2 separate regions of the Homo sapiens genome follow, and region 1 is linked to region 2. Evidence: chromatin contacts called from ENCODE Hi-C or POLR2A ChIA-PET data. All regions are on one chromosome and are shown on one strand. The core of a region is the stretch at or near the end of the contact, and the rest is flanking DNA. Distances in the headings are between cores, read along the strand shown. Region 1 has its middle 16 kb from the start of LINC01698. Region 2 has its middle 78 kb from the start of LINC01717.

Evidence for each region. A loop is a pair of places that touch in the nucleus more often than their neighbours do. ChIA-PET counts read pairs that join two places held with the same protein, here RNA polymerase II (POLR2A). Pooled maps may share reads with other maps.
Region 1: a loop to region 2 is called in a map of MCF 10A, with 16 times the contacts of the local background. The contact joins two enhancer-like sites. A Hi-C loop is called at or near these places in 1 of 168 maps with a recorded cell type or tissue (MCF 10A) and 2 of 50 pooled maps. POLR2A ChIA-PET finds 5 or more read pairs at or near these places in 1 of 52 experiments (MCF 10A).

Annotation. Positions count from the first base shown.
Region 1 is chr1:209,353,480-209,357,948 of GRCh38, reverse strand. No RefSeq gene overlaps it. Among named protein-coding and RNA genes, the nearest start is that of LINC01698, 16 kb to the left of the region's middle. Within about 2 kb of position 2,433, at least 3 of the 41 ENCODE cell types and tissues checked have a DNase peak (open chromatin) inside an H3K27ac peak, as active enhancers do.
Region 2 is chr1:208,805,122-208,809,231 of GRCh38, reverse strand. No RefSeq gene overlaps it. Among named protein-coding and RNA genes, the nearest start is that of LINC01717, 78 kb to the right of the region's middle. Within about 2 kb of position 1,716, at least 2 of the 41 ENCODE cell types and tissues checked have a DNase peak (open chromatin) inside an H3K27ac peak, as active enhancers do.

The DNA of each region.
Region 1 (4,469 bases), core at 1,184-3,683, 550 kb before region 2:
TGGTAAAAAAAGGGAATCCTCCCTAACTCATTTTATGAGGCCAGCATCATCCTCATACCAAAACCTGGCAAAGACACAACAAAAAAAGAAAATTTTAGGCCAATATCCCTGAGGAACATTGATGCGAAAATCCTCAATAAAATACTGGCAAACCAAATCCAGCAGCACATCAAAAAGGTTATCCACCACGATCAAGTTGGCTTCATCCCTGGGATACAAGGCTGGCTCAACATACACAAATCAATCAATGTAATCCATCACATAAACAGAGCCAATGACAAAACCACATGATTATATCAATAGATGCAGAAAAGGCCTTTGAGAAAATTCAACAGCCTTTCATGCTAAAAACTCTCAATAAACTACGTATTGATGGAATGTATCTCAAAATAATAAGAGCTATTTATGACAAACCCACAGCCAATATCATACTGAATGGGCAAAAACTGGAAGCATTCCCTCAACTGGTACAAGACAAGGATGCCCTCTCTCATGACTCCCAGTGAGACTTCTGACCTAAGAACTGTAAGGGAATAAATTTGTATGACTAAATTTGTGGCAATTTGTTACAGCAGCAGTAGAAAATGAGCACAACACGTTTCTCAGGCCTGTAAAATCACCGCCCTCTATCGGGCTCTGCTGGGTGGAGGAGGAGTAGGACATGGAAGAGCTTTTGGTTTAGGGACAATCTTTCTTAGGCCATAGTTAAAGTTGGGGAATGTGCACAATCAGCAGTAGGCTAAGAGATCCTCCTTATGAAGAATCACTACTCCGTAAAGTTGGTTTCGAGACTATTTTTAGTTGTTTAATTGTTTCCTTCTCTTTAAACTTGGGAATGCTAGGGATCTGTGCTTACCTTGCGCATTCCTATATCCCTTGAGTAGCACCAAGCCCAGGAGCTACTCAGCCCACAGTCACTTGCTTTTGAATAGAAGGATCAAATTCCAGGAGCTACAGTCTACTCTCTGAAGCTGACCTTCCACCTGATGCAGAAACTCAGGGCTAATTTTCTAGTTTTCTTCTCTCTTTTTGTGCAGCTGGTGTAGAGTTTAAAGAAATTGTGTTCTTTCCTTCACACTCAGATGGTTATTCCTTCTAGATTTCAGAAGCCTAGAATTGAGGTTTCAGCACTTGGACACCCACTCACCCACATTTAAAATCACAAAGAACCATGGCGCTGAAGTGGTAGTTTAATACTTGGTCTGTGGAGATATACACACAAGTCTCTGTAGGATCCTGTTTTCAAAAATTTCAAGAGTGCCATTGGCTGGTGTCTACAAAGAAGAGTTGCAGGATCTCAGAGCAGAACTGAGCCCTGACTCAAGTGTAAGAAAGAGGTTGTTCATCGTCTTCTAGGCTCAAGCGTCCCTAGAGTCCTTCGACTACCTCCTTTCACAAAAGTCTGGGATCCTTGGAGGCATTTCGAGAGGATAGAGTGGGGCTGGTTGTTTCAGTGTCTCTCCAAAGAATGTTGTCAGTTCCCTGTGGAATCCGCCAAGGCCCAAGGCCGTGTGGGGCTCCCAGTGGTGTCAGAAAGGAGTCAAATGCCTACTCCCAAACACAGCATCACTCACTCATCTTGGTTTAAATCTTAAAGGGATAGGAGAAGAAAGAACTTTCTTGCAGATGTGCTTCTTTACCACTGAAAGGAAGCAGCCTTCCTCAGAAAGTGACAACCTCCTTGTTGAAGAAGTAGAACTGAGGCAGGGTCTGAAAGAGCCTTGGGAAGAAGACTCTGGCTCTGGAGGGAGTTGGATTCTATTCTCTCCCAACTCTGAATCACATGACCCCATAATCCTTAGATATAAGCTGGGTCAAGCAGGCTTGCAGTAAACTGTGATCACAAATAGTTAATGGGGGAAACGGTCTCGGCCAGTGCAGTTGAAGATAAAATTAAAGAGCTTGAAGAACACATAATGGGAGGGAGGAAAAGAAAGACTAATTGGTAGAATAAAACCCTGCCCTAAATCTACAGAAATCTTAAATCCACAAAGGTGCAGGATTATAAAACCCATCCATAAGTAACAAGGTGATCCACATAGATTTCCTTCAGCTGTGCGAGAGAGCAGGCTGCTAGCTATGCCCGCTCTAGCTTCTTCCAACATGAATTTGCCGGTTCTTTTCCTGCTCCAGTTTGTCCTCATTTAAATGAAGCTGGTTATGTTTGCACCTCCTGGTTTTGCCTCTGTGCTCGTATACCAAGGAGTTGCCCGTCCCTGCTAAGCAGAGGCACAATCCAGGCGGGAGAAGCAGGGGATTAACATTTGCATGTTGTGTCTCTGTTCCAAGAGCTGTGCAAGGGGTTTCAGCATTTATGGTCTGATGTAATTAAAAGTCATTCTCCACACCCTCTTCTCTTCATTCCCTGGAGGGATTCAGGGAAGGAAGGACATGAAACTTGTCATTGGCTTCTTGCCTGTCAGCAGCTCACAGAGCTGTGGGAGGACAGGGGCCTTTTCTGGGAATTGCATTAGGCAGCACACCTGACCAGGAGTTTCTTGTTTTTGTTATTTTAAAATAAAATCTTGGGGCCGGGGACGGTGGCTCACACCTGTAATCCCAGCACTTTCAGAGGGTGAGGCAGGCAGATCACTTGAGGTCAGGAGTTGGAGAACAGCCTGATCAACATGGCGAAACCCCATCTTTACTAAAAATACAAAAATTAGTCGGGTGTGGTGGTGGTGCATGCCTTTAATCCCAGTTACTCAGGAAGCTGAGGCAGGAGAATCGCTTGAATCCGGGAGGCGGAGCTTGCAGTGAGCCGAGACTGTGCCACTGCACTCCAGCCTGGGTGACAGAGCGAGACTCCATCTCAAAAAAATAAAAATAAAATAAAATAAAAAACAATCTTGATACTAAGTTGTGATAGATCCTGGCCACAGTTTGCCTGTGACTCTTCTACATAAATTCAGCAGCCCAAGGCTGCAACTTTACATGGACATAACTAAAGACTAGTGCTTGTAGTGGACTGATCCCCAGAGGCAACCAGATGCAAATATCGCCAATGTTTTCTCTTCTATGGCCTTCCTCTGCTTTCCTGTCTACTTACTGTAGCGGCCAGTAAAGGCACCAAGCTTAGGGCCGAGGAGCTTTTCAAATATTTTTCTTAGGAAAATATGAAAAAGCCCTCCTCCCCACAACAACAACAAAAAACCCTCACATTGGCTCCATAATTCAAAAAGAAAACCAATGTTTAACTACTGTCTACAAAACATGCCAACTAACTCAAAAGCAACTCAACTCTTAGCTACATGTAAATTTATTTAGTGTGGGATGTGGGTGCATTTTAGTGTCTTTGAAGTAATGCAGGATGCGACCTCTAAAATAAGCTTGCCTGAGGCCCAGGAAAGCTTTGCAGCGTTCTTCTACGTGGCTTCTGGGAAGGCTCCAGCCCCTACAGAAGTAGTGAGGCCTTCAGCGGTTTCTCCTGCACCTGCTTCTGAACACTAGGTGGCAGCACGGAACTTCCTAAGTCTTCTCCAGAGGCTGAGTACAAACCTGAGCAATTCCACCTTAAGAAGGGCCATGCACAGAACCATGCAAAAAGTGCAGTAATTCTTGGACGTGGCTAATCTCTATAATTCACCAGATTGCAGATACAAGTGACAGCTGCAATAGGGGTGATGTTCTCTCATTCGCTGTGTCACCGGGATGCTATTTCGAATTTTCCCGAGATTAGAAAAAGGATTCCAATTGCCCCCAGGGCCTTGCCGTGTAATTTTTATCAGTCTTGATCTGTGAGTTCCCCTAGGCAGCGCGTGTGCCTGTATGTGTGTGTGCGCTCGCGCGCGCGTGCTCACACGTGTGTGAATAGGTCCTTGGTGAGATATGAGGCTCTTGTGGACCACACAGAAGTTGTTTCAGAGGATGAATTTCCAGATTCATCCCCAACTCCAAGACTCTTGCCTTCTCACTTGTTCATTCCTTCAGATTCAGTGGTGCAGCGCCAGCTTCATAGCCATACAATCTGTGCAGTTGTACGTTGCCTGGTGTTCAGCAGGTCCCTATCTTTGATTTCATATTCTGCTGTCACTGTCTTGAAATTCTTAATACTTCTTGAACAAGGAGTCCTTCATATTTACTTTGTACTGGGCTCCATATATGTTATATAGCTGGTCCTACTGTGGAAAATTATGGCCAGAGGTAAATTTCTCTCTAAGATGTGACTCTGTTCTTTCTCAGCATCATCTCAATGACTGGCTTGTCTTAGACTTGAGAATGGGAAAAACGTGGGCTTTTGGTCAGATGTACTTGGATGCAGGTTGGGAGCCTGCTACTTACTGCCTATGTGACCTAGAGCACATTTGTTAACCTCTGCAAGACCACCTCATCCTTTAGAAGAATACAATCGTCCTTTCCTCATAAGATGTGGTGAGTACGAAGTGCTAGGATCCATGCAAAATGCCTAGCACACAGTAGGTATTCAACAAACATTCCTTTATTTGCCCCCATCTCTCCTGGAAATCACC
Region 2 (4,110 bases), core at 467-2,966:
TTTTTGTGAAGATTAAACAAAATCCTCCATGTTAAGCACTGGGATTTTTAGCCATGTTATATGCTGTATGTCTTCAGGGCTTCATTCACCCATTAGCCTGGTGATTGAAGCATTCAAAATGACTTTCTGCTGAGAATCTTGGTTCTGCCTGTGGCATTCTCTCAGCTCACCTGATGACAGGTGGAATGGCTTCCTTTTAGGTATTCTCCTTGCAGGCCCCTCAGCTTTCAGAAAGGAAGTTATTCCTGCATGCCCCAGCTCAATGTCCTCTTATGTCATAAGAATTTCTATTTAATTGGCCACACAGAATATCTGGGTTTTAGTTATTTTCCAGGAAGAATCATTTTGAACTCATACTCACTCACTATTTATTAAACATTCTGTCGAGCAAAATACTTTCCGGGAAGATGGCTTAAAATATTGAAGACATTCTAACTTCCAGACAATTTAAGCTTTTTCATTCAAAAAAGGAAAAGAAAAAAATAAGAAAATAGTATTGCTTATCTAGCATCTAAATATCAGGGACTAGAGATATTGTGATAGTTTCAGTTGTCATGTAGCTTGGAGTCTAGTCAGGAAGACAAAAAAAAAAAAATCAAGTCATACCACAAACACATGAGAAATCGCAACCTTGGCAAATGCTGTGAAGGAAGCTTACATGATGCTATGAACCTCTAACAAGTTCAGACAGAGTCAGGGAGGTTAAGGTGGCTCTCCCACAGATGAGGGTTAAGCTGAGATGTCAAGAATGACTAGGAATTAACCATGGGGAGGTAGAGGGGGAGCATTGCAGACAAAAGGAATTGCAAGCTCAAAAAAGCTCTGTGGCAAGAGTGTATTCTTTTTGCTCCAATGTTCTTTGCTTCTTGCCTTTCCTTCCTTTTCCTTGTTACTTCATGGTCTCAAAATGGCTACCACAGCTCCAGACATGGAGTCCACATTCAAGTAGAAAAAAGGGAAAGGAGAGCAACACTAGCTCTATCTGTCCCTTTTATCAGAAGTCAAAATCTTTTCTAGAAGTCCCCCAGCAGGCTTCCCTTTTATATCACTGGCCAGAAAGAGGGCAAATGCTCATACTTAAGTCAATCCTTGGCAAAGAAGAATAGATCAACATGATTCGTCTAAATCAGGAGATCTCTTCCTTTTATTCCAAGGTGAAATATGACTTTTCTAAGCAAAGATGCTGTTGCTGCAGGGATGCTATTGTAGGCTCTTAAAAGTGTCTACCACTGTGGCTATGGCAGTAGTCCAAACACAAGATGGGGTGATATTTAGGAAGTTACAACAGCAGAGCTCATGATTCATTTACCACGAGGATAAGAAAGCAGAATCATCCTATGCAGCAAGTCACCACATGAGCTCAGGTAAGGAGTATGGCTCTGCCAAAAGCAGAGTTTCTGAACTTAGGCTTAGTGATATTTTGGACTGTATAATTCTTTGCTGTGAGTGGCTATCAAGTGCACTGTAGGATGTTCAACAGTCTCCCTGACCGCTACCCACTCAATGCCAGTAGCATCTGCCCAGCAGTGACCAAGTCTCCAGTCTTTGCCAAATGTTCCCTGGAAGAAAAGTCATCCCCTATTGTAAACCACAGCCTTAGAGAATTCCTCCTACTGAATATGACTATGAGTAATATAATGACAGGGCAGGGCTAGTGGGAGGCAAGGGAGGTACCCAGGGCACAGAATTTCAGTAGGCACTTGCACAACCCTGACAGTGGATGTCTCCTTAAATTTTGTGCCTTCAGAGCCTCACTGGGCTCTCCCAATATCTGACGGTGTAGTAGTAGCCCATATTTCAACAAAAATAAACATTCTACTTGTTGTTTCTTGTTCAAGGATGTGTTAAAGACATTGCCCTTTATGAAACACAGAGTTCTGTTTATGAGAAAACCCAGGAGAGCTCCTGCCCATTTTTTGTCCAGAGAAGAGACATGTTTTTCCTAAGCCACTAATTTGCTTTTATCTGATGAATGTTGTAAATGGTGTAATCTTTTGTTTTCCTTTTTGCATTGATTGTTATTAAGTTGTTTCCCCCTTTTTTGTGACATTGGCTCCTATAGAACTTGAAAACCAAATTTGTGGCTTACTTCAAGTTTGTAGAATATTCATTCTAGCCTTATTCCTGACTATATTTTAAGTTCCTGCCTTTGTTTTTCATTTCCATTTTGACTCAGTTTTTATTGGTGTTATTTTACATTTGATGTATTCTTATAAAATACCTTAAATATGTTTGAAACTAATATCATCAAGTACCCAGCATGGGGCCTGGCACGCAGAAGACATTTGATACATAGAAGTTTCCTTTCTTCATGTTGAGATAGAAAAGTGAGGCACTGCGTGGGACAGCTGTTTGTAATGGCCAAGTGCTCTAGAAGTGTAAGAGTAAAGGCTTCCAATAAAATCCAACACTGTTTTATTTTTTAAAAGTCTAGTAAACTAGGTATTGAAGGAACATACCTAAAAATAATAACAGCCATGTATGACAAACCCACAGCCAACATCATACTGAATGAGCAAAATCTGGAAGCATTTCACTTGAAAACCAGCACAAGGCAAGGATGCCCTCTCTCACCACTCCTATTCAACATAGTATTGGAAGTCCTGACCAGAGCAATCAGGCAAGAGAAAGAAATAAAGGGACTGGGTGTGGTGGCTTATGCCTGTAATCCCAGTACTTTGGGAGACCGAGGCGGGCAGATAACGTGAGGTCATGAGTTCGAGACTAGCCTGGCCAACATGGTGAAAGCCTGTCTTTACTAAAAATATAAAAAATTAGCCAGATGTGGTGGCATGCACCTGTAATCCCAGCTACTTGGGAGGCTGAGGCAGGAGAATCGCTTGAACCCAGGAGGCGGAGGTTGCAGTGAGCTGAGATCATGCCACTGCACTCGAGCCTGAGAGACAGAGTGAGATTCCATCTCAAAAAAAAAAAAAAAAAAGAAAAAGAAAAAGAAATAAAGGGCATCCAAATAGGAAGAGAGAAACTCAAACTATCCCTGTTTGTAGATGACATGATTCTATATCTAGAAAACCCCATAGCCTCGGCTCAAAAGCTCCTTCAGCTGATAAACAACTTCAGCAAATTTCAGCATACAAAATTAATGTACAAAAATCACTAGCATTCCTATACACCAACAGCCAAGCCAAGATCCGAATCAGGAAGGCAATCCCATTCACAATTTCTACAAAAATAATAAAGTACCTAGAAATATAGCTAACCATTGAAATCCTTACAATGAGAATTACAAAACACTGCTTAAAGAAATCAGAGAAGACACAAACAAATGGAAAAACATCTGATGCTCATGAATAGGAAGAATCAATGTCATTGTAATGGCCATACTGCCCAAAGCAATTTACAGATTCAATGCTATTTCTATCAAACTACCAAAGACATTCTTCACAGAAATAGAGAAAAATGATTTTAAATTCCTATGGAACCAAAAAAAAGCCTGCATAGCCAAGGCAATCCTAAGCAAAAAGAATAAAGCTGGAAGCATCACATTACTTTACTTCAAACTATACTACAGGGCTACAGTAACCAAAACAGCATGGTACTGGTACAAAAACAGACACATAGACCAATGGAACAGTACAGAGAACCCAGAAATGAGGCCACACACCTACAACTATCTGATCTTTGACAAAGGTGACCAAAAAAAGCAATGGAGAAAGGACCCCCTATTCAATAAATGGTGCTGGGGATAACTGGCTAGCCATATACAGAAGATTGAAGCTGGACCCCTTCCTTACACCATATATGAAAGTCAACTCAAGATGGATTAAAGACTTAAATGGAAAACCCAAAACTATAAAAACTGTGGAAGACAACCTAGGCAATATCATCTTGGACATAGGAACTGGCAAAGAATTCATGACACAGACACCAAAAGCAATTGCAACAAAAGCAAATATTGACAAATGGGATCTAATTAAACTTAAGAGCTTCTGCACCACACACACGCAAAAAACTATCAACAGAGGAAACAGACAACCTACAGAATGGGGAAAATTATTGCAATCTCTTCATCTGACAAAGGTCTAATATCCAGAGTCTACAAAGAACTTAAACAAATTTACAAGAGAAAAACAAAGAAACCCACTAAAA